2 separate regions of the Mus musculus genome follow, and region 2 is linked to region 1. Evidence: chromatin loops called from intact Hi-C (ENCODE). Cell type or tissue: gastrocnemius. All regions are shown on one strand. Each heading gives the region's core, and the rest is flanking DNA. Links, peaks and the distances in the headings are about the cores only. Region 1 holds the start of Npr3 (natriuretic peptide receptor 3). Region 2 has its middle 24 kb from the start of Gm34501.

The links. A loop is a pair of places that touch in the nucleus more often than their neighbours do. Peaks named below come from ENCODE experiments on the same cell type or tissue, not always from the same donor. Only the 100,000 strongest peaks of a DNase experiment are listed, where the experiment ranks them.
Region 2: a loop joins it to region 1, with 3 times the contacts of the local background. A loop is called at or near these places in 15 of 42 quality-filtered maps.

What each region holds. Positions count from the first base shown.
Region 1 is chr15:11,901,645-11,914,176 of GRCm38, forward strand. Npr3 (natriuretic peptide receptor 3) reads right to left here and starts at 4,030. Exons shown (of 8, transcript NM_008728.2): 1 at 3,242-4,030. The coding sequence starts at 3,995. Gm5144 (predicted gene 5144) reads left to right here and starts at 4,881. Exons shown (of 2, transcript NR_131059.1): 1 at 4,881-5,344; 2 at 5,466-5,746. In gastrocnemius, for the core only: CTCF peaks have their summits at 5,816 and 8,452 (motif pointing left); DNase peaks (open chromatin) are centred at 2,884, 3,165, 3,659, 3,883 and 4 more places; H3K4me3 peaks cover 3,856 bases; H3K27ac peaks cover 2,924 bases.
Region 2 is chr15:11,746,858-11,759,389 of GRCm38, forward strand. No RefSeq gene overlaps it. Among named protein-coding and RNA genes, the nearest start is that of Gm34501, 24 kb to the left of the region's middle. In gastrocnemius, for the core only: a CTCF peak has its summit at 6,561; a DNase peak (open chromatin) is centred at 6,561.

The DNA.
Region 1 (12,532 bases), core at 2,772-10,771:
TCTAGTTTTATGTGGGATTTCTGGGGAAAAAATAATATTTCTCTTACAACTCAAAGGTTTATCTGTAATTAAAAACAGAAATTGATGTTAAAAAGACTTAAATATTCAAAAAGCACTTTCCAGTATTCTCTGCCCACCCCATGTATATAAAAATTGGTCACCATCTTATAATAACCAGGATGCACAGCCAAGCCATCCCTTGTGAAATCTCATCTACTGCTCCCTAGTTCTCAAGGCTGCCTGATGCTGGCTGGCTGGCTCTTGGGAAACTCTCTATTGCCCTCATGCCGGGTAGTTGAAATTTGACTCTGTGTTATCATCTTAGCTGCTAATATAAATGCATGCTGTGAGATCAATGTTATTAAATCACACATACTCAGGTGTATCTTTTGATTATATTAGACTTTTTAAGTTTTTCAATTGACTTAGCTGACAAGCCCCCTAGGAGATAAGAATAATTTGGGGGAGGACTTGGGGAAGTGTTTGTTCAGTTTTTCTTTCTAAAGGGCATTATGTAACCAAAAGAAAACGTAATCACATTATTGGGAAGGCCACAGGTCACACTTTACCAGTGAAGATATTCAGATATCCTTAATTTGATTTTAAAGTTGAAATGTTCTTTCCAAACATATTTGGGGGGTGGGAGGGACTCTCTAAAGCACGCCCTGGCTCATAAAGGTAGAAGATGCTCTGTGACAGAAACGCTTTCAGATACATCCCTATTGGGAGAATCAAATGTAAAATCTCCACATCAGAATAGCAGTTGGAAGAGGCCTGATTCTCATCGAGCTCCTTGTTCCACGTTCAGTGCCTTGCAAGGCAGAAAGGCTGAGTCCAGAGGTGTGGTCTTCTCTGCCTAAAGCTCTTCCCAGGACATGGCTTCCCCTTCTGGGTGAAGGTGATTATTATCGAATATAGCACAACGCCCGCTACAATGAACCCACACATTTACTGTGTGGGTCTGGCGCTGTTTCAAAGAATTCTGGTCACTTAGTTCATTAAACCCTTCCAGCATCCCCAAGATGTGGCTGTGCAGGAAGCCCACTTTACCTGAAGAAGATGGGGTACAGTTTAACAGCCCCGGATCCTGACAGCTAGCAAGTGGCTGAGCCACAAACTCCCCTGAAACCATATACTAAACCCCCACTACTTAATGCGTTGAGCAGCCACGATGAGGTGGAGACTCAGCGCCCTGAGATCTCCCAACTTTCTCTACAAAGAGTAAGAAATTGAAAGAAGGGCAGCCTGGAATTTTTTATTTATATTTCAGAAAATTCGCCTTATTGTTGCTGACACAGATTTTAGAGAAAGAATCATAAGATCATAATAATTTCACCTATAAAATACACACACACCAGACTAACAAGCTTGCACTGCTAAATTGAACGAGAAATGAGCGCTAGGAGATCTAAAATAAGCCTGACTATTTAAAAATAAAGAACGCAGGCTGTAGTCCTTTTAAACCGAAACACACCTGCCCCAACCCCACCCCAACCCCCAGCCCACTCTCACAGTGTGGCCCTCCCCCATCACGGTTCTAAGAGCACTGTGCGGCTCAAGGGCCCAACAGCGGAACTGACAGATCTGCCAGGCCTCTCACCCTAGGCCACTGTACCAAGGTCACCGCCTTTCTAGGTTCAGCAAGGCAATGACCAGAATTTGCAAAGCTCGGATGGATCTAGCCAGGCGTGAGGACACGCCCCCATTCCCAGCCTGCCCTGGGAAGTCTCCAGCTTTTAGTTAAGGCTCTGGAAGCCCAGAACTGAAGAAGTAACAGTACCCAGGACCGCGAGAGGCTGCAGTAGCCGGAGGACTGGGAGTGGGGGGAGAAAGTAGATGTGGGTTTCTCGCCCAACAGGGGCAAATCTGCCACCATAGGACAGAACTTTCCTTTTACATAACCAACGCCCTGCCTGCGCACCTAACAGTGATTCTGCGCAGACAGCCTGGAGTTCTTAGGTCGAAACTTGTCCTGTCTGCACTGTCTACAACACCTTGAAGTTAGAGTAGAGAGCGGGGAGGGGCAGTTGTGGCCCCACTCTTGAAGCTTTTTCTGCCCACCTCACCTGTTCTGAGCCTGCAAGCTTAGTGTTCCGCTGTCCCGCCACAGCCAGGCCCAGGTCCCCAGCATTCGTGCGACCAACACTGGGCAAACTAGGTGCCTGGCTTAGCTCGGCCCCTCCTAGGTCTCACCAGGATAGCACCTCCGAACGAACATCGGAAGCTTTGCGGTGTGGGGTCATAGGGGGAGGGTAATACCGCGGACATTCTGGGCGCCTGCGCACCAAGGGGAAACAAAGGCGAGATTTCTCCAATGTGTGAGCCCCAACCGGGACGTCCGGACTCATGCCCTATGCTGGGATTCGGCTCCTTCCTCTATCTACACGACAGAAACCTGGGCAGCTGCGGAGAATTCCCACGCTCCCCGTAGCCATGATCCCATTCCCCAGTACCAAATTCTCTGTCTAGTTTGGCTACTGTTCCAAACCCTCAGCGACTTGCGGAGAAAGGGCCGGGCAGGGGACCCGTGGGAAGGAAGCTCGGCGCACGATCCTCCGGCGCGCTCCGCCCAAGCCCAGCTCTGCGCGCGCTTTCAGAGGCTTCGAAGCCCAAAGCTCCCGGGGGAAGTGAGAGTCGCCTGAATTCAGACACGGCGACGCACTTCTGGTGCTTGTATCGAAGCTTGTAAGACACTAGAAAGGGCATGGAAGGAATCTAAAAGGAAGGCTTTAAAAAGAGACCTAGGGTCAGTGGAAAGAGCAGCCAGGGGAGCCAGGAGATGCGTCCCAACCCCCAGCTAGTCAAGAAGCTGCGAGACTGCTGGGGCGTCCCCAGACGCTGTGGCCCTGCCAGGGGGCGCGCGACTGCAATGGACAGAGTAGGGAATTCCTGGAACTCACGGGACTCCGGAGCTGTCGAAGAGGGGGAAAACCCTTGGTGTTTAGCCACACCTGTCATACCTGGGATGGCGCTAGCAAGCGGCTCAGACGTTCCCTCGACTGGCCAGATCCACCTCCCCGAGACTGTGTAGGCACACCCCTTCCACCGCGATGGGCTATCCTCCACCCGTCCCTGGATCAGGCAGCTCACACTTGGACAAGCCCCCGCGCGACCTCCACGGGTCCTTGGGTTACGGGGAAGGGTGGGGTCTGCAGAAGATTGACTTGGTGGGGTTTGGGGGAGAGCCACTGAGAACCGCTGAGTCAGAGCCAAGGACCCCCCTGGTCCCGCTCCCGCTCACCTCGCTCGCTGCCTTGGATGTAGCGCACTATGTCGTCCAGGTCCAAGTCTTTGGTCTCGTCGAAATTGTAGGCAGACGTGTGCAACCCCTCCTCCTGAAAAACCTCGTGGACCCCCTCGAGGGTGAAATAACAGTTCCTCTCGAGTTTGTCGTCGCTGTAGACCAGGGCTGCACGGCTCCAGTGGTGGTGGCGAAACAGAGCGAGCATCATCTCTCCCATCTTGGCGTAGGCAGGCGCCACGCGCGTGAGGTGCGAGTATTCCGTGTCCTTGTGCTGGAAACCGGCGGCCAGCGCTCCTGCGGACAGCATCGGCAGGTCCCAGTGAGACGCCAGCCGAGCCACCGGCGCCGCCGCGTACTCGCACACGGGCCCCAGGATGAGATCCGGCTTGGCGCCGCGCGCCGCCGCCACGCGGTCCACAAGACTGAAGAGCGCGCGGTTGCCGCAGTCCGAGTCTTCGTAGGCCACCTGGAAGCGAGTGCCTGGCGGCAGCAGCTTCCTCCCGGTGCCATTGCCCTCCACGCTACGCAGCGCGTACTCGATGGCCGGCCTCACCCGGGCCAGCGAGAACAAGTACGAATCGTCCCGGGGCAATAGAACAAGCACCTCGATCTTTTGAGCCGCCAGCGCCTCTCTCGCCCGGCGCCTGCTGCCTGGCCGGGTGTCCCCGGCGCCGCTGCTCGCGCCGCCAGCCAGCAGCACCCGGGCCAGCAGCACGCACGCCGAGAAAGTGAACAGCAGCAAGGACCGCATCGTGTTGCCAGCAAGCGCTCGCCCTGGCCGCCGGCTCGCCCTCTGCCCCCCACCCACCCTGCCCTTTTCCTCCCAGCTCTTTTCTTTCCTCTGTCCCTGCGCCCCCTTGGGCGCTCCAAGAAAACAGAATACCCCCTTCAGTAACTCGCCAAAAGATAGGAAGATTCCTCTACAATGTCCCTAGGTTTAAAAAATAAAAAAAAAAATTTTAAAGCAAAGAAAGAAAGAAAAAAGTTCACAGAATGTAAACCTGTGCGTCTGTAATATACATATAGACTTATTATCAATATATATATTCTCCCTCCCTTTGCACATAGGCTATTTGGCTTAGAGGTGGCTTCTTATTTGGGCGTTGCTAAGGTTGCGTTTGAAGGCCTTATTTGTAAAAGAAAAAAAAAAGTTAAACTTGTCCAAGTGCTTGTAATTGACGGTGCACCTCCTTCGCGTTTGATCCCATTGATTCGCGCGGCTTTCTGGATCCATAGCCGGGGTTTAAATAGCGTGGCAGCGGCGCAGCGCGTTACCACACATGGCGCGCCGAGGCCGGGCTTGTCTCTGCAACGGGTGGGGTGGGTGGGGGTGGGGCGGGGTGGGGGCTGGGCTGGGGGAGCCTCTCATTAACATTCTTACATCAGGGCTCCTCCCCGCACCCCTGGCCTACTCGCGGTTGCCGGGTCCCTAAGCCCCACTAGTTGCCGGTGCTCAGATTTGGCCCAAAGCCGCAACCGCCCACGTCTACACCCGCGGGAGACCTCGCGGCACAGCGTTACTCTAAGGTCCCCGCCTCTCCCTGGCTCCGCTTTCTCCAACCCCAGGATTAAAAAAAAAAAAAAAAAAAAAAGTGTATATATGTTTGAAAGAAATGAGTGCGCGCACATACACAAAGCACACACTCATACACACACACTGCAAAAACGAAGGGGAAATGTTTCTCCAAATTGGTGGCTTCCTTGCAAAACTCCATAGACTCTCACCTCTTTTCTTGATCTGGCCACGTTCTGTCTGGGTGCGCCCAGTCCTGTCCCGCACCTGACCTTTCTGGTCCCTGGAGCAAGGTCGGGGAACAAGGAACAAGGTCCTGGTGCAGGAAAATTCATTTGCAGAGCTGGTAAGCCCATCTGGCCTGCACGGTGTCGCACCGCTCCTTCCCCCACCCGGCGTGGGTGCCCTCCTCCCTCTGGGCTGCTGGGACACGCTAGAATCACAGTGGGCGCAGCGTCACCGTGTCCCAGTGCGCAGCCCCTCCGCGGGGTCACTGAGACCAGAAAAGCGAAACTTGTTGCTTCCGATGTTGGATAAATGATTCCGCTCCAGGAAGTGTCGCGGAGCTTGAAAAGCATCACCCTAAGGTACTATTTGCTAAACCAGGCAACTAAAAGGGACTCCCGCTTCCCGGCCCCCCAGATCTTCCCCCAGAGAATCTTTAAGTACCTAAAAAGCAGTCTGCCAACCCCAGCGCTTCTGTTCCAGGATGCCCGATAGTCTAGGATGCCCAGAAAGGTCCTGCCCGGTAGACCCAGTCTTTCCACTGGTCACAGCTACCACAGCGATGCAGACGGAGTGGAAAGGATTGTGGAGAAGTCTCAGACCAGAGAGGCGCGTCTCTGAACCGAGCAGCTGCGCAGGTCCAGAGGGCCCTGCACCCTCTTTTCGTGGTCACGCAGCAAAGACATTTACGGCGAGAACAGGCTGTATTACACAAGGTAGTTCTGACACCAAAGTCTTGCAAATTAAAGTTAATTTAAAATGTTTCTAAATGTTCTTTCATTTGGCTGGGCGTCAGTGTGTGCTCCAATCTTAACTTAAACTTACGCCCTCTTTCGGCAGGATCTTGAACGCGATTCTTCACCCGCTGCCCCAGGCTGCTGCTGTTAAGTCATAGTTATTTCTTCTTCTTTTCTTCTTCTTCTTCTTCTTCTTCTTCTTCTTCTTCTTCTTCTTCTTCTTCTTCTTCTTCTTCTTCTTCTTCTTCTTCTTCTTCTTCTTCTTCTTCTTTTTCTTTCTTCTCTTCTCTTCTCCTTCTCCTCCTTCCTTTTCTCCTTCTCCTTCTCCTTCTCCTTCTCCTTCTCTTCTTTTTTTTTAATAGTTACGAGCCCCCTAAAATGTCCTTGCTCTCATTTGTGACTATGAAGTGATAAATCGAGGTGTTCGAGGACATGGCAAATCCAGGCATCAGTGACTAACAGCCCTCTCTCCATCACCCTCTCTAGCAGTGGAAAAAAAAAAAAAAAAAAACTGCAATCGAAGGTAACTTCATACCGGGTGCCGGTTAGATTTCAGTTGGACAGTGATCCCTAAGCCTTCGCTGTAAGTAGGGGCTTCTAAATCCTAGGTGAGCTTTTGTTTATTTAATTAGAACTGCTAACCAGTTCTAAGAGAGGTGGATATATAAATTTGAATTCTGAAGAGTTATCCACGTACGTTGGAAACTGACATTTAGCACTTCGCAGCAATTAAATCCTTCCTGAACACTTGGGAGAGCAAACATTTGTTTATAGAGTCATCGTTATTTAAGAAAAAAATAAACAGCTAAATCCTGGATTCCGAGGGTCTTAGTGGATTTCAACTGGTTGCCAGGAGACGTGAAGGACGGAGCCGGTTTCCTATTACTACCCGGTATGCCCTGTGTCTGGGGAACACCAGCCAACAGCGGTATGATTCTGCAGTGTACCATGTGGGCTCACTGGAAGAGTCTGGGATTTCAGGGGCACCGGGTATGGAGTGCCTCTCGCATCTCTGGCGCTGCCCAGCCTCGCTCTTGGGTCAACAGCAGGGCAGTGCACTTACGTTATGGCTAGCACCCTGGCCTCCCTGTGGCCTTTGGGTAGAAGCACTCAGCTTCCAGCCTGTTGTTAAAGAGCACAGACAACAGGAAATGGTGGATCAGTCCAGAAACAGAGGGGAGGGGAACACAGGGTTGCTGTCCGCGTGCATGTTCAACACATCCTTGCAGATTCCAACTGAACAGATGCTGAGATTTTTTTTAAAAGGTCTTCCAGTGCCAACAGTGCAAGATTATTAACAGTAACAAGTCTATTGTGCTCTTGGGAGGTTTGTGTTTACTTATTCTGGGTGTTAGGAGGATCTGTTTACTTTCCATCAGAGTTCTTTGGGCAACCAGCTAAAACTACCATGTATAACTATCACATAGTTCTGCCATCTTAGTCCAGAAAAAAATGAACTGTGACCCAAAGAATGTACAAGTTACATTTATTTTTTTAAAGATTTATTTATTAAGTTATTTATTATAAGTTCACTGTAGCTGACTTCAGACACACCAGAAGAGGGTGTCAGATATCATTATGGATGGCTGTGAGCCACCATGGGATTTGAACTCAGAGCCTTTGGAAGAACAGTCAGTGCCCTTACCCACTGAGCCATCTCACCAGCCCCTACAAGTTGCATTTAAACAGCTCTTTGTCTCCTGAGGATATTTACTGTTGGAAAAGGTCACCTACAATACTATGTAAAATAGGGTTGGTAACCAAGCAGATTGTCACTGTCAATCATATTCTGTGTATCACATTTTTAACTGGGCCTGGTGACACAAACTACTCAGGAGGATATCAAAGGCTGCCTGGGCTGCAGAATAACACAAGGCCAGCCTGGGTGATTTAATTTTACAAGGTCCCATCACCAATAAAAGGTAAAAAAGAAAGCTGGAGATGGGAGTTACTTGGCTAAGATAAATTCAATGCAATGTAACACACACACACACACAAACACTGGCACGCACCATCTTATAATATCTTAGCAATATGTTTTTAGGCTTTCCAGAACAGTAAAACTGAACACCACTTGATAAAGATAACTTTTGTAACATTTTTTATCATAAATGTTAGTAAAATAGGAAAGAAAAGGGATAAGTAGAAACAGTCTTGCGTTCAGGTTTTACATACTGTTCCTTTCAACTCCAAACAAAAAAACAAAAACCTAATCACTGAAATTGGGGAAGGGCCATGTTTTTCACATTCAGAATTCAGTTATCAACTTCGATTGTCAAAGAAAACAAAGGAATAAAATTAGCTAGCTGAAAGCCTAAACATATTAATGTTAAATGCGATATTACAGAAACTCATAGACGTTTTAAAAGATTTAGAAATGTTTTCATCAATATCCAAGAACTATTTTGTTTCTAGTTCTGTCAGTGAGTTTTGTGTCCAGGTATTTTTTTTGGCCACAGCCCCACAGTATGGAGAAGTTATGTGTCATTTCAAAGAATGATTCTTTGAAATGTACTTTTAAAATGTCTGGGGCATTTTTCTCCACAATCCCCCTGCCTCAGAACCCTGGCCTGAAACTCGTGAAGTGAGGGTCCTTGCAGATTTTCCAAGGTCCTTCCATCTTGTCCAGCCAATCCCGAGGTCACACTGAAGACTACCACAGTGAAGCCTTAATGCACAAGAAAATCCCTTCTGCACGACAGAATTGTTGAAAACACACTTCCCCCTAGAGGCAGAAAAGATGAAAGGCCCTGACACATATCCAAAAACCCTTTCTGAAGTTCAATGAGTACTGAGACTTCCATTTCTAAACATACAGTTAATGTTTTAGAGAACGCTATTGAAGAAACGAGAGAAAAATCAGTAGACACCAAAAAATTAGATTAGAATTTGCCTCTAGGTCTCCGCTCTCCTTGGGAGGACTCTATTAATTGGCCCCACTTCTTCTATTATACAAATCTGTGATTTTTTTAGCCAATATTACAAATAATAGTAAGTATGTATTTTTATTTAAATGTGTGACTCAATTTAATTAGAAGCTATAGTTACATGTAGCCTTCAAGGGCTTCTCTTGAAAGCACAGAGCTTTTCATCTACTACAATAGTGTTTTCGATTCTCTGAAGATGTTCTGAGGCATGTGACATTAGAAAGATTTCTGAAAGCCATATTGCCCATCTAAGACTTGGCCTGAGTACAGACATAAGAAATGCATATAATATAGTGTTGTTAGTTTATAGACAACATGTCTAATGGAGTAAAAAGAACTCTGCGGGCCAGGGAGATGGCTCAGCACACATATAAAGGTACCTGCAATCAAGCCCGGTGGCCTGAGTTCAATCCCTTCAGATGCATATGGCAGAAGGAAGGAGTGAACTGTCCTAAGCCTCCCCGTGACCTCCACACATATTACACACACACATGTATTCACACACACACACACACACACACACATGTATTCACACACTTTGTAAATTTTAAAAAGTTGAAAACTATATGTGCTTTAAATTCACATATAGCAATACTGATTATATTTGGGTTTTTTTTTTTCTTCTCTTTTTCTTTTAGCTGTATCCTTTCTTTGGAAAAGAATCTGAGAAAGTGCATAAATATATACAATGGAATTTTAGGCACATGGATAACTCCTCTATTAGGTTTTGCTGTCTGAGGATCTCCTTCTCCTTTGGCCTTTAGACTTGGCCCTAGTCCTCAGAGATGCTCGCTCTTCCGTCTGAGTACCACAGCACTCCTCGAGTCTGCGATCACACTAAGCTGTATTGCTACCTACCTTTCTTTTTTAATTTGGGTGTAAGTTAGGTTTTATCCTCCAGAGTAGTTAGCATGCACTTAGAAATTTCACAAGCAGACATGTAAGTTGTCATCCAATAGATTAAACCTTCGGTTTTCTTATTTGCTTGCTTGCTTGCTTGCTTGCTTGTTTGTTTGTTTGTTTTGTTTGCTTGTTTCTTGAGACAGTATCTTATGTAGCCCAGGCTAGGCTTGAATTCCTGATTCTCCTGCTTCTGCTTACTAAGATCTGAGATCATATATGTAACCACTACACATAGCAATTTTCTAGCTCTTAAATCTAGATTTTAATCTAATGTATAAATGAGATTGGGGGAAAGTAGAAGCTAACGTCTTGATGTCCGCTTGAAAATTATTTAATGGTCATTATTGTCATGGGTTTGATTTAATGCCTAGTTTTTAAAGTTCTACAGACCATAGATTTTGAGTTAGTGATTTGCAAAGAAGGAAGAAATCAGTTCAAAACTCCAAAATACTTAGCCCTTGTGCAACTTGTTTAAAATAACCTACTGCTACAAATAACCTAATTTATAATGGATGGAACTGTTTGGCAATATCACTTTGATATTGGTCCCAGATTTCCACCAGATATTTTCTGTTAAGCTTGACAAGAGCTTTGATCAATAGGAGTCCTTCTACAGAAGTTCATTTGCCCGTCCACCATGCAGCTGATACAGCACTCCTCAGAAATACAGACCAAAAACTAGAGAAAGCAGGAACTGTTGGAGAAGTAATGAACAGGGGAGAAAAGGGTACCAGACCGTGGTGCTGAGGATGAGAAAGAGTGCAGGAAGCAGATTGAACAAGATGCAAACAATTTAGATGCTTAAAAGGTGTCTGTTTTATTGAATAAGAACATCTAGCTTGGTGCCCTAAATACCAGTTGTCATGGGGAAAAGCTCACATAAACCCACTCCTAGATTAAAAATTTATAGGCAGTTAATGGCCTCTAAGAGAAGAAGGCTTAGTCTTCTCCAGGGATAAGACCCCCAATAGGTAACCCAATCCCAAGATGCCAGGCCTAAACAGATAGAACACAAGCAGCACTAAGTAAATGAACTCTGATGAACCTAAATAAACTGACGTGTGTGTGTGTGTGTGTGTGTGTGTGTGTGTGTGTGTGTGTGAGAGAGAGAGAGAGAGAGAGAGAGAGAGAGAGAGAGAGAGAGAGAGAGAGAGAGAGGTGTGAGAGAGAGAGAGAGAGAGAGTAATAATTAAAGAGCATAAGGTCAATGATCTGAGGAGTGGAAGTGGACATGGGGGAGTTGGGTGGGTGGAAAGGATATAAATACAATGCTCATGTGTGAAAATTCTCAAAAAATAGATTAAAAAATATGCCTATGAGCTGGGTGTGGTGGCACACGCCTTTAATCCCAGCACTCGGGAGGCAGAGGCAGGCAGATTTCTGAGTTTGAGACCAGCCTGGTCTACAAAGTGAATTCCAGGACAGCCAGGGCTATACAGAGAAACCCTGTCTCGAGAAAGAAAGAAAAAAAAGGCATATATGCCTATGAACCACAATAATTACCAGCATAGTGTAAGAACACCAAGGCTGTAATAGTGGCACTCACATCTTAGTAGTATCCAATAGCTTTCTAGCTGTACTGAAGGCCCACTCGACAAGAGGGAAATCATGTCTGATTCTGCAAACCTAGCCAACTATCCGGGCTAGAAAACTCATGGACCCTGAAAGAGAACCTACAACTATCACTTTACTTAGCCAACATAATCTTTAACTTCATCTTAAATATCTATCCTTATGCTCATGGGTAAATGTAACTCTCACCTGTCATCAAAGAAACTTCTATATGCAACAGATGAAGATCATCACAGAAAACCATAGCCCATCAAAAATGCAAAGAACCCTAGACTAAGAATTCCAGGTAACTAAAGAATGTTGAGAGTGGGAAAAACAGTCTTCCCCAGAAAAGAGTCCTGTAACTTGCTGTCCCACACCAAGACGTAGAATGTATGCATCCATACAAGTAACATTATACAGACTGGGCAGGCTATAGTGATGTATATGCACTCAGAGTGTGTGTGTGTGTGTGTGTGTGTGTGTGTGTGTGTGTGTGTGTGTAAATATCTGAAGAAAAGGCCATGAATTTGAGAGACAACAAGAGAGATAAGATAGATGGGAGAGGTTGGGAAAAGGAAAGGGAAGAGTAGAAATAATATAATTATTATAATTTCAAAAATAAAAAAACTATTGTTAAAAAATAAAGATTGTCAATTTTTAAATATTCTCTAGCTCTACTCTATTATTTCAGATATTTTTTCTTTTGATTGGAGATATTATTTGACCCAGGTTATATTTAAATCTGTGTGATAAGCAGTCATGTTACAACAGTCAAATAGCTTAAGGTTCAAATGAAGAATATCAGGACAAAAATTTCCAAAATTTCAAACATACATTATAAAAATCACTTTTATGATATTACTGTATCATATTAAATATTTTATACTCAAAAATAATTAGGAATAAGCCAATAAAATATAAACTCTATAGGGATGGGGAATTTTTTTCTTCAGCCCTTCACCATGTCTCACTCAACAATAATTTGGAGGCACTTTAATTTTTATTTTAACAATGATAAATCTGAAGAATGCAGCAGATTTTTGGAGAGAAATGATGAGTCAATGAAAAGAAGATAATTTTGAGACATTTTAGCTCATATAACACAAACCCATAGACTTCTAAGATCATATTTTTCAAAACATTTAAACAGTATCCTGTTAGGTTTCAGATGTAAGAGGTCTAGACCCTAGCTTTAAGTGTTGTACTGTGTTGATCTACCAGCATATCATTGTTCAGACTTAGTGCTCAATCTCTACTAATAAGAAAAAATTAGTAAGTGTATTATTTAACCTATGCACTATCTTTTATCATGCTCTGAGCAGGAATTAAAGGCGATATGGAAAGTATCTGTTATTATAATGTGTAATGTCATCAGATGGTTTTTTCTTTCTTTCTTTCTTTCCGGCAGTACATTCCACTTGGCATTATA
Region 2 (12,532 bases), core at 1,802-9,801, 160 kb before region 1:
GTTTCAGCAAAATCCATCCCTGGTCACAAAGTCCCATTGCCTTTCCCTGGATCCCCTGAGATCCCCAGCTATCTGTGAAAGCTTGTTTTCACTCTATTGTGGCCCTGTGACTTCAGGAACTGTGTGTTCCAGTTCTCAGTGTTCTGCCTCAACATAGCCAATTCTGAGAAAATGAAGTGTGGAAATGTTTCTCTCATGTATTCTTAAAACTTTTATAATAGCAACTTTACGGGCTTATTTTTTAAATAGATAGATAGATAGATAGATAGATAGATAGATAGATAGATAGATAGATAAATGGAGGGCACACTCCTGTGGATAATCCAACACCTGTGTGCATGTGTGCAGCACTAACTTGCCTTGGTTAGGTGCATGTATGTGTGTGTGTGTGTGTGTGTGTGTGTGTGTGCACACGCGTGCATACATGCACATGTGTGTGTATATGTGTGTGTGTGTATATATAAATATGCATGTGTATATATACATGTGTATGTATATATACATATGTATGTATATATGTACATGTACTTATGTATATGCTATGAAGTTAGGAGAGGAAGAAGAGGTGGATAAGATAAAAATACATTGTATACATGCATTAAATTCTCAAATAATAAATAAGTAAAATTTAAATTTAAAAATATACATGTATGTCCACATAAGGGAAATGGACAATTTTGGTAAGTTAATGCCATACCAGAGATTACTTTCATACTGTTCTTTTGTTTTGGCTACGAAGCTGACACAAGAGAATCCCCAGGATCTGGTAGCCTGGTGTTTGCAGAGGCCACCACCACCACCATCAACAACAACAAAAGGACACCTCATCTCAGACAAAGCAGAATATCAATATCAATATTCAAAACTGTCTTGTGACCACCATGTAGATGAAATGTCACATGGCACACACACACAAACACACACAGATATCCTAAGAACTTCTATCTACATCTTCTACAACATTGTCACTCAAATGGAGCATAAAGCCTAAAGCTATAAAACTTCTTAAAAGAAAATATTCAGTCAGACAATGATTTAAGTTACTTAAGCATACTTTCAGTAAGATACATAAAGCATCTACCTAAATGTATATATGAAAGCATTACATGTGGCCTCTGGAAATTAAAAGCAGACTTCCTCAGATCACCCAGGCCGAATGACTCTACCCATTGAACCATCTCATCAACTCTATGAAGAATTCCTAACTCAGTAACAACTTGATACAAATGGGGGTGGGGAATTGAACACTCACAACAGAAGATTCACAACTGAGCAACAAAACCTAGCTAAAGGTTCTTTACATTGTTGGTCACCAGAGAGATGCAAAGTAAATTATTAATAAAGCACCACAAAAATCTACTCAAGTGGTCAAACTTAGAAACACTGACAACAATAAGTGCTGGCAAGGATGTGGGGCAACTCCCATTCTCAAGTTTCTAGCTGGAATGAAAAATGAAACATCTATTTTGGGAAACCGTTTATCAACTGCCTTAGTTAGGGTTTTGTTGCTGTGAAAAGACACCATGACCGTGGTACCTCTTATAAAGGACAACATTCTCTGGAGGCTGGCTTACAGTTCAGAGCTTTAGACCTTCAGCATCAGGGTGGGAAACAGAGTGGGCTGTGGAATGATGCTGGAGAAGAAGCTGAGAGTTCTATATTTTGATCTGTAGGCAGAAGACAGAGACTGTGTGCCAAACTGGGCTGTGTGTAGCTTGAACATAAAAAACCTCAAAGCCTAACCCCCCACACAGTGACACACTTCCTCCAATAAGGCCACACCTACTCCAATAAGGCCACACCTCCTAATAGTGCCAATCCCTATGGGCCAAGCACTCAAAGATATGAGTCTATGACGGCCATAACTATTCAGACCACCACACTAACCTCATATTATAGTATTTTCCCAAAACACATTCTCTACGCTTAAGTGAGCATTCATTGAAACCTTACTCATAAAAACCCAAACTAAAAAGTACCCAAGTATCATAAATATCAAAACCGATTTTGATCAACTTGCTTACCAGCAATAAGAAGAAATGAAATTCTAGTATATATGGCAATATGGTTAGGTCTCAAAATTTACATAAATTGAACCCAATTGTATGATTTCATTTATCTAAAGTTCTAGGATAGGCAAGACTATGGTGGTCTAAAATAAAAAATTAGTTGCCTAAGGATGTCTTAAGTACATTGACTTCAAGAGTCAGAGAGAACTTTTTGTAGTGATAGAAATAGTCTCTATCTTGACTATGATTTTAGATTATATAACTACATATTTGCCAACATTTGTCTCAAATTGTAAGCTTAATTCTTCTAGAGAATCCTATCATTTATAAGGTGTACTTTTATAAGGGGAGGGAGACGACTAATCTAAATTAACTGTGTGTTCATATAAAGAAATGTCAAAAAGATACACTTTGCAAAGGCTGAGAGACCAAGCTCAGCTGTAAACAGGCGTCTCCATCAAATCCCTCCCATCAGGCCTCAGGGAACCTTGCAAAGGAAGTGGAGGAAAAAGTGTAAGAGCCAGAGGGGATGGAAGACACCAAGGAAACAAGACCTTTGAAAAAAGCCAGCCTGGTCTACAGAGTGAGTTCCAGGACAGCCAGGGCTACACAGAGAGACCCTGTCTCAAGAAAAAAAATAAAAAAGAAAGAAAGAAACCAGGATCAGGGCACAGATGAATTCACAGAGACCAAGGCAGCGTGCACAGGGCCTGCACACATCTGCACCAGATGGGGTCCTGGAGCTGAAAGGAGAAGTAGACACACACCCACATCCTTAGACCAGAGGATGTCTCCAATTGGTAACCACTTTCAATTGAAAATTCCATTTTTACCAAAGGCGTTTTACTGGGGAAACAAACGGCTGTTAAGAGTAGGCTCCATGCCCAGCAGTGGATGGTCTACAGAAAGCAAACTCAGGGAGAACATTTGGAGGCGTCTTGTCTCACAATGTAGCATCAGGGTATTTTTTTTCAATTTCATCTTTTTAAAATTTTTATTCTTATTTTTTTCTGTTTTCATACCCTACAGGTCCTTTGAATTTATATTATGGCTTGCAGTTTTGTGCTTTTACGGGATTCCTGAGCACGAACAAGTGGCTCTCTGTGTCTGTATCTGTTTCTTATGCCTCTCCTTTCTATTAGATATTTCTTTATTTACATTTCAAATGTTATCCCCTTTCCTAGTTTCCCCTCTGAAAATTCCCTATCCCCTCTCCCTCCCTCTGCTCACCAACCCACCCACTCCTGCTTCCTGACCCTGGCATTCCCCTACACGGGGGCAAAGAACCTTCACAGGACCAAGGCTTCTCTTCCCACTGATGACCCACAAGGCCATCCTCTGCTACATATGCAGCTAGAGCCATGAGTCCCAACATGTGTTTTCTTTGATTGGAAGTTTAGTCCCAGGGAGCTCTGGGGGAACTGGTTAGTTCATATTGTTGTTCCTCCTATGGGACTGCAAACCCCTTCAGCTCCTCTTACGCCTTTTCTTGGTCCTAATTTCCTCCTCTTTGCTTTATCCTATTCCAATGTGTTAATTTTTGTTGTATATTATTTGTTTGTTTGTTTGTTTGTTTGTTTGTTTGTTTTTGGAGACAGGGTTTCTCTGTGTAGCCCTGGCTGTCCTGGAACTCACTCTGCAGACCAGGCTGGCCTCGAACTCAGAAATCCACCTGCCTCTGCCTTCCGAGTGCTAGGATTAAAGGCGTGCGCCACCATACCCTGGCTTATTTTTTATTTTATTGTTATCCCTTAGAAGCCTGTTTGTTTTCTAATACCAGACAGAAGGGAGTGGATCAGATGGGAGGGGAGGGGGAGAAATTAGGAGGAAGAGAGGGAAGGGAAACTATATAATCAGAACATAGTATGTGGAAAAAATCTATTTTCAATAAAAGGAAAAACCTGATATGTCTAGGAGATAAATGACGCACAGCACAGTGTGGCCCATGAAGGTCTCCACTGCTCTTTAACCTTCTCAATAGACTACTCAGAGGTGGTACTGTGGGAAGTGAGCCCGGCAGGAGGCTTTATCTTGTCCTGGGTCTTCCTGTCCACCATCAAAAGCTCTGTTGTGCCACCATCTTCCCACCAGGATTAACTCCTAGGGTTTTATTCTAAGCATTCCTTCCCTGTGAAGATAAAGCCAAGGAGCACAGGCTGAGAGGACAGGCTGATTCTCTCAGCAAAGATTGTGTGGCTACACTATTCAAACAGAAACCAAACGAGGGGCTTTACCTTTCATCCTGGGTGTTTCGATACTACTTGAAACGTGTTTCAGCAAACACGTTGCCCTTTTTGGTGTTATCGAAAATCAATTTCCATGGTTTAAGAGTAGAATATTAAGTTCTCAGTCCTGAGGGGGTAAGTTTGCCAAAAGTGAAATCAGTTCTTTGTCAAGGAGGTGTTGAAGAAATCTGGGTAGGAGGAGGAGAAAGAAGGAAAGCTGAAGAGGAACAGAAAGAAGGAAGGAAGAGAAATAAAGGAGGGAGGGAAGAGGGAGAGGGAAGAAGAAGGAAAGAAGGAGGGAGGGAGGGAGGGAGGGAGGAAGGAAGGAAGGAAGGAAGGAAGGAAGGAAGGAAGGAAGGAAGGAAGGAAGGAAGGAAGGAAGGAAGGAGAGATTCCCCAGGACTCTGCCATCTCATTTCCATGATCAGGAACAAGTTTACAAAGGTGGATGTTGTCAGATTGTGGGGTATTATTTAGTTAAAGCTTCAGTTTAATACTTCAATTCTAGAATTTATAGGTTCTGTTCAAACAGTATTTGCTGGCCAAACACTGTGCATGCAACCTTAGGTGGTATAAAGAGTTCAAAGAGGAATTAGAACTTGTGTACTCAACTCTAACTTTTGAGAGGCGCTATTAAATGGAACACTTGGCTTCTGGTTGTATTACAATTCCTCTAGACGGAAACTAGCTAAGTTCCTATTCAAAACCTCCAGCCTGACAAGTGAATCCTTAACCCAACCTGGGAGTTTTTAAAAATCAGAACAAAATTAAACCGCTCAAAATACATAGGGAGTACAAGAGTCAGGGATACTAATGCTAGAGATGAATCAGCGCTGTTTATGAAGGACTGGGTCAGAGGACCAAACTCATTGCTCTCTCTCAGGTTCTCAATCATCCTTAGAAGTCCATCAGTCATAACTGTCTATATGTAAACAACACTCAGAAGTCAGTGTATCACAGAACACGGATGCAGACAGTAGATTAAAAAAAAGCACTTAGAACAGATAGAGGTATCAGCACACACACACGCTCACACTCACATAGAGACACACACACAAACAGTCATACTCACACAGGCATTCACACACACACACACACACACAGAGAGAGAGAGAGAGAGAGAGAGAGAGAGAGAGAGAGAGAGAGAGAGAGAGAGAGAAGCACACTGCTCCAGCATCCCGCCTCTCTACCTATGGCTTATGTGTAATCTTCAGAGTACCATTGGTATCCATGGAAGCCTGGAGTGAATTACTAAAAACAAATGTTTGACAACATCATTGACATAAAAATAAAAAATAAAAAAAACCTAGCCTTAATTTAGAACTGATCCCACCTTCTTTCTGTAATTCTGGGTCTGACACCTGGTCAGCGATGGTTAATGATTTGAATAACTGTCTGTAGAAGGTGGTGGTCTTTGGATCTGTCTAGGAGGAAATCTCTACAGAAGCCAAGAAGACAGGTATAAGAATGCTTTTGTCTCAGACTAATTACTCTAAGCCAGTGGTTCTCAACCCTCTTAATGCTATGACCTTTTAATAGAGTTCCTCATGTTATAGTGACCCCCAACAATAAAACTATTTTTGTTGCTATTTCATAACTACAATTTTGCTACCGTTATGAATCATAGTATAAATACCTGATAGGCAGAATATCTGATATTCAAGTTTGTGAAAGGGTCATTTGACCACCCAACCAAGAGGTCTTGATGCACAGGTTAAGAACCACTTGTCTAAGGGCCATTTGTTAACAGTTGCCCTGAGCCCTGACTTAGTCTGTGGGGTCACATTACGCAGACAAAACCTGTGCATCGCCACATAGCTCACTTGTCTTAAGTCAGATAGGATGATGTACTGTTTTGTTTTGTTTTGTTTCTCATAGAGAAAGAAAATTGTCACTAGCCCCTTGACTTCAGGACAAAAGATTTCATATTGCTTGATTCTTACAGTTCAAACAGCATGAAGCCAGATTTCGCCAATAAGCTTTTCCTGTGTGTTCAGGAGAAAACACAAACCCACATGAAGACAAAACCCACTGGATGAGTCCTTCAGAGTGTTCCCCAATTCTCAGCTCCCTCACGCCCCAGCTTAGCATGCCCCCCACCATGTTCTGGACTTATTCCTAAACAGAAAAACAGAAACTAGAAGTTAGGGTTGCATGAACACGTGTGCAGGAAATAAAAGAACATATGGAGAAAAATAGACAAAGACATCATGACTAGAGATGACACAGAGAGGCAAGGCGACAAACCAGACAAGATGGCTTGATCCCCACCTCAGACACTGAGCATCTGGGATATGCATTGCCTCTTTCTCCCTGCATCCAGGTGGTGGCACTGGTGTTCTTTCTGCCTTACCCTGTGGGCAGTATTCAGCTCCCTAAAACAGCAGGACCACGTAAGGAAAAGATGAGGGATACTTGACTGCCTGGAACTGGTTTTGTTGAAACAATCCTTCTGAAAATGTCATTCTTTTGTGGGCATGTTACTTTAATGAAGACCTAGTTAAGTCTAAGAAGAAAGAAGAGAGATTTGTGCAAAAATGGGAAGTCATGTGTAGAGGAGATGCTCAGATATTGGGCAGAGCTTTTACAGTATTTTACAGTGGTCTTAAAGATGACTGAGCCAGACAATTAATATCCAAAACTATATAGATCATAGCTACCATCACATAGAGCCCTACAGTTCTCGAGAACTTGTACAGCCTGGAAGCTTTTGACAGTTTACCCATGTTGTTATTCTAACAAGTGCTACATTTTGAGCATGCAAAGAGAGAGGCCTGCTGACTGGTACAAGCTCATGCGGCCAAGCTGGTGATAAAGGACCTTCTCTCCTGATGAGTGAGCAAAGACATCCAGTGATAAAAACACAGCTGTATGGGTGTGTGAAATTCCCACAGTTCTTTTTTCATTGGGTTACGCTGAGGAATTCTCTAACCATGTTGCAAGTAATTTTGGAGTACATGATTTGCAAATAAACAGTTGCCCATGTGTTGACAACCCTCAAGACTCAAGCCTAGTAATGAGTATAAGATACAAATAGAGTAACGTATGCAGTCCAGAGGTCCTAGAAAAGTTACTGAATCCTTTCTTCTCTTTTAATGTTCCTCAACAAAGCTGAATCTTACCATGGATCCTGTGGTGGTACATATAAAACATGAGTGATGGCTTGCCTTCTTGTCCCCCATTAGCCTTGATCACAAAGTGACTGAGAATCAAGGCCACCTTTCTTCTTACACCCCTAGTGTCCTCTTCTGTAAAACACAATAATTCAATTGTATTAGTCTTTAAACCTCATCCATCCTATTTAGATTCATAGTTCTGATGAAAATATCTTTGTATGCAAATGTTCCTCTGCCTGAAATTACTTCTGGCTAGAGTCGAACTCATGAGCTCTTCATCCTGAGACTAAAATGTCCACGAGAATACACCAGGGCTGGGGATATGGCTCAGAGGTGAGTGCCTGTTACACAAACATAAGAACCTGAAATCAGAGCACCAGCACTCACATAAAACCTCATGTGTGTGCCCGTCATGTTATCATTAGAAGGTGGAGACAGAGGGGTTCCTGGAGCTGATGACCAGTCAAATCTTCAAGCTCCACGTTCAGTAAAGAGCCTCTATCTCAAAAAATAAGGTGGAGAACCATTTTGGGAGACACAAACATTTCTCTCTGGCCTCTCTATATACATTCAGTACACAACAAACAGACACACACACACACACACACACACACACTAATGAACTCACACACACATATACACTGGAACACATACACACCACCATCACCATTCACAGACACACATAGAAACATGTACACATGCAAAAACCACATAGACACACACATATATACTCACAACAAGATTTTTTTTAAAGCACTCCTGTAGACTAGAGATGGCTGTCATATTTGACCCCTCTGTGCCTTTTTCCAACGTATTCCCAGGTCACTATAACACACTGCTGTAATGTACAAACATAAAGGCTAACCAAACAGAATCCATGGGGTTTCTGTATTTAAGCATGTATCTTATTTAAATACCAAGCATCTTGGTGATTCTCTAAAGCTCTAGTATCAACTCCTGAGACAAGAGAAAATATGAACTGCTGTAGTCCATTCTGGAAGTAATTGTCATAAAAGGGCCTACCACTCAATTAAGTATCACCAGAATTCACAAGGAACGTGAAGAAGAAACATGCATAGACGTGTATAACTGATGACAAAGGTGACTATGTGTTTATTGGTGTTGAGTACCACCTACCACTGTGCTAAGTTAATGCAAGGTGCACAGCAGAGGTGTGTCCTTCAGAGGTTATGGAAGAGACTGTGTCTGCATAGGATGAGGGGTCCAGGAACTAAACAGATTTCACTGTGACTCTAGAAACCTACTTACATCAAAGGCATACATCTTGGATGCTTGACTAGCACTTTGTTCATGACCACACATTGATGTCCTCCTTCTACATGATGTCCTCCCTAAATCATGAGATCACTCACTCACATTAGTGTTCATCCTGCTTATGTCTTCTGATTTAATGAAAAAATGAAACAGGAAAAGAAGATATATATTAAACCCACTATATGGTCAGCACGGTCTGTCACTTTGGAGAAGCCAGATGCAGTACTGTGAAGACACTACCAACAGGCTTTGAAGAAGTCATTTATACTTCCCGCTGGAGGCCAGTGCCACCGCCCTAATCAGGCTTTCATGAGCAACTGTACAAAAAAGGACTGGCCATAGAACCCACCTCAGAAGCAGATCAACAGGGAAATCAAAGGCTGAGCCAACTGACTTTGTCCGAGTATGGAACTCACCAGGGCTGACCAGCCATGATAGCTCTCAGCACCAGGTCCACTTAACTCTCAAGCAGAACCCAGGAGCATGGTTGTCCACTGGAACTCTCGGAGACATCAAATGCTAGAAGTCATCAAGTGGTCACAGAAGGGGACTGGTTAAGTCCATCTTACTGTCAGGCAAGCCAGAGTCACAGGAGGCCACAGCAAGAGCGCCATCTTACAACAGTGCAGACTGTCTTGTGTTATTGGCATGAAATGCCAAATAGCTGTTAGCCCAGTAGCCACGGTACAGTGGACACATATGTGGATACTTCCATGCATAGGGGAGTCTAAGTAGATATTCTGCAAACAGAAACCACTTCTTCATAATGAGGTTGGAAGAAATAGGAACGTTTGCAAATTTGAGAATACTATATATTTTAATCTTTGAAAGTAATGCATAGTGTACTGGCTAGTTTCTAGGTCAACTTGACACAAGCTAGAATCATGAGAAGAGAAATACTCTCAGTTGAGCAAATGCCCCCACCAGATTGGCCTGTGGGCAAGCCTGTGGTTCCCTTTCTTGACTAATGATTGATATGGGAGGGGCCAGATCACTGTGGGTGGTGCTGCCTGTGGGCAAGCTGTTCTGGGTACTATAAGAAAATGGCTGAGAGAGTCATGAGCAAGCAAGGAGACAGCACTCCTCCATGGCCTCAACATCAAGTCCTGTCCTGCTCGAGACCTTGCTCTGATGTCCCTTAGTGATAGAGTGTGACCCAGAACTTCCTGGGTGCTTCTGGTAACTGTCTTATCATAGCAATAAAAAATAAAAAAATAAAATAGTAAATTAAAAACAAACAAAAAAAAACAACAACAACAAAAAAAAAAAAAACACTAACTAAGGAAAAAAGAAGGCAATCCAAAGAAGATTGGCTATTTATCTAAAAATCAGACCAAACAACAGAACTCGAGCCCATCGATGGCTGTCTGCATAGCTTCTCTCTTGCAAATTGTAACCAAAAGGGTGTTTTTAGAATCTTAAAAGCGCACTGATAAAGTCGAGCTGTAGAGTTATGTGGCGCTGTTATCACTTGGACAATGGGTTCACCCCAGGCTGCTGGGAATATGCCTACCATCCAGCTTCCCTTTCACTGGCCTTTCCCTGCTTTACAAAGCAAACCACGTTCCTTAAATAAAAGCCATGGAAGGAATGTTTGCAGGCCTTTGGCCCTTTGCAGTTCTCTGCAACTCTAATGCAAGAGTTGGTGGTTACAACAGTGAAACAACACGGCCATTCTAAGCTCACAAGGGGGCTCCTGGTTGTGGCCAAGAGTGGCTGGTTTTCTGCAATTGTAAAAAAAAAATGTAGGTATGTGCCTATAGCTCATTTTTGATCTTGCTGTTCCTGAAGCCTTACTCTTTCCAGGATCAACTAGGGTTTAGAGGAGAAAAATAAATGATGCAGACAGCCATATTCTGTGCTTCCGCACCAGAATGCTGTTCTTTCTTCTTATACTGATGTCCATTCCAATTCAAACCCTCAGAGAGCAATGCCCTGACTCCTTGCCCCTATGGGTCTCCATTGGATAGAGCAGATTGTTAAAATGACTCTTACAATGTTGCTGGGAGTGATATATTCCTTCCACTTCTCCCCCATCTCCACTGACTCATGATGGGGCCTCATGGAGCTTTCAGATGACTACAACTCAGTTTGAAAATCACCATGCTAGGCAGATGTGATGGTTCACAACTGTAATCCCAGAACTCAGGGGGCTGAGACAGAAGAATTACTCTAAGTTTGAAGTCAGCTTGGACCTTGACTCAAAAAAATGTTTTAGACCACTAACTATTCAAAAATACTTTCTCTGGATTTCCATTTTATTAACCATTTCTGGAAATCATTAATTTGTGTATTTGACAAATATTTATGTAAGCTATGTGTCTTAGTTAGGGTTTTACTGCTGTGAACAGACACCATGACCAAGCAACTCTTATAAGGACAACATTTAATTGGAGCTGGCTTATAGGTTCAGAGGTTCAGTCCATTGTCATAAAGGCAGGAACATGGCAACATCCAGGCAGGCATGGTGCAAGCAGCTGAGAGTTCCACTTCTTCATCTGAAGGCTGCGGGCAGAATACTTGCTTCCAAGCAGCTAGGAAAAGGGTCTTATAACCCACAGTGACACACCTACTCCAACAGGGCCACACCTTCTAATAGTGCTACTACCTAGGCCAAGCACATACAAACCATCACATTCCACTCCCTGGCCCCCATAGACTTTGCCTGAGCATATAAGTCTATGAGGCCCATATCCAAACATAGCATAATGTAAAATACATTTAGTCCAACTTCAAAAGCCCCACATAGTCTATAAAACAGTCTCAACTAAGTTAAAAGTCCAAAGTTCAAAGTCTCTTCTAAGATCCATCCAATCACTTAACTGTAATCCCCAAAGCAAGATAGGAAACCAGCTGGCAAACTCCAAACACTGCAGTCTCCATGGCTGAAGAATCTGCCTGAGGCTAAGGTATAAAGAGACTCAGATTAATTGCACTGACAGAGGAAGTCTCAGAAGCAACCAACAGAGACTTCGTTCTCTGGTTTAGTCTTATGAAGAGCATCTCAATGAAAAGGAACAAGCTGAGAAAAGAAAAATATAAAATATATGGTTCAAGTATTAAAAGGGCACCATGAAGTGAAATGGACCTGAATCCTATATTCTAGGAGATAACAGATGGAGGGATTTGGGGGTAAAATCCCATCCAGTTAAATTTAGATCCAGGCATGGTAATACATACCTTTAAACCCAGAAGACAAAGTCATACAGGTCTCTGAGTTCAAGGCCAGCCTGGGACAAAGAAGGTTCTAGGTGAAGAAAATCTTAAATCCAGGCATGGTGGTGCACACCTTTAATTCCAGCATTACAGGAGACAGATCCATGCAGATCTCTGAGTTCAAGGTCAATCTACAAAGCAAGTTCCATGAATGCCAAGCTTAGGCAGTGAGGGAGTTGGAAAACAGAAAGCTGGTAATGGAATAAGGGGCAGGGGGCATGTTCCAGCCCCAGCAACCAGTAGAACATGGCAGCTTCAGCCATATGGCTCTGACTTTAGAGTGAAAAGTAGAAGGGACTACTGGGAAAATTGATGCTGGTTAGCTGGAGCTAAGAAATTAGTGGTGATTAAGAAGAGACCAGCATCACTGAGGTGAAGTCTTCTGGAAAGTGTTTTCTGAGAGCACAAAGAAGCTGTGTTCCAGAGATATCCAAGGTTGTATGTCGTGCTGCAGCTGGCCTTGGTAATGTGTAAGAGTCACCCAAGTGGTACTGGTTTTGAAGGCATGAAGGTGTCATGAAGAACACCTGAAGCTTGGCACTATGAAAGGCCATGAAAGGCCATTGGAAAAGGTGCAGCCTCAGTTGTAGCTGATGGTTCAGGACTGAAAGCGTCATGCAAAGGATTTGGAGCTTGGTACCATGAAGAGAACCTATGAAAGGCTATTGAAGCCCAGTTGCAGCAGAAGACC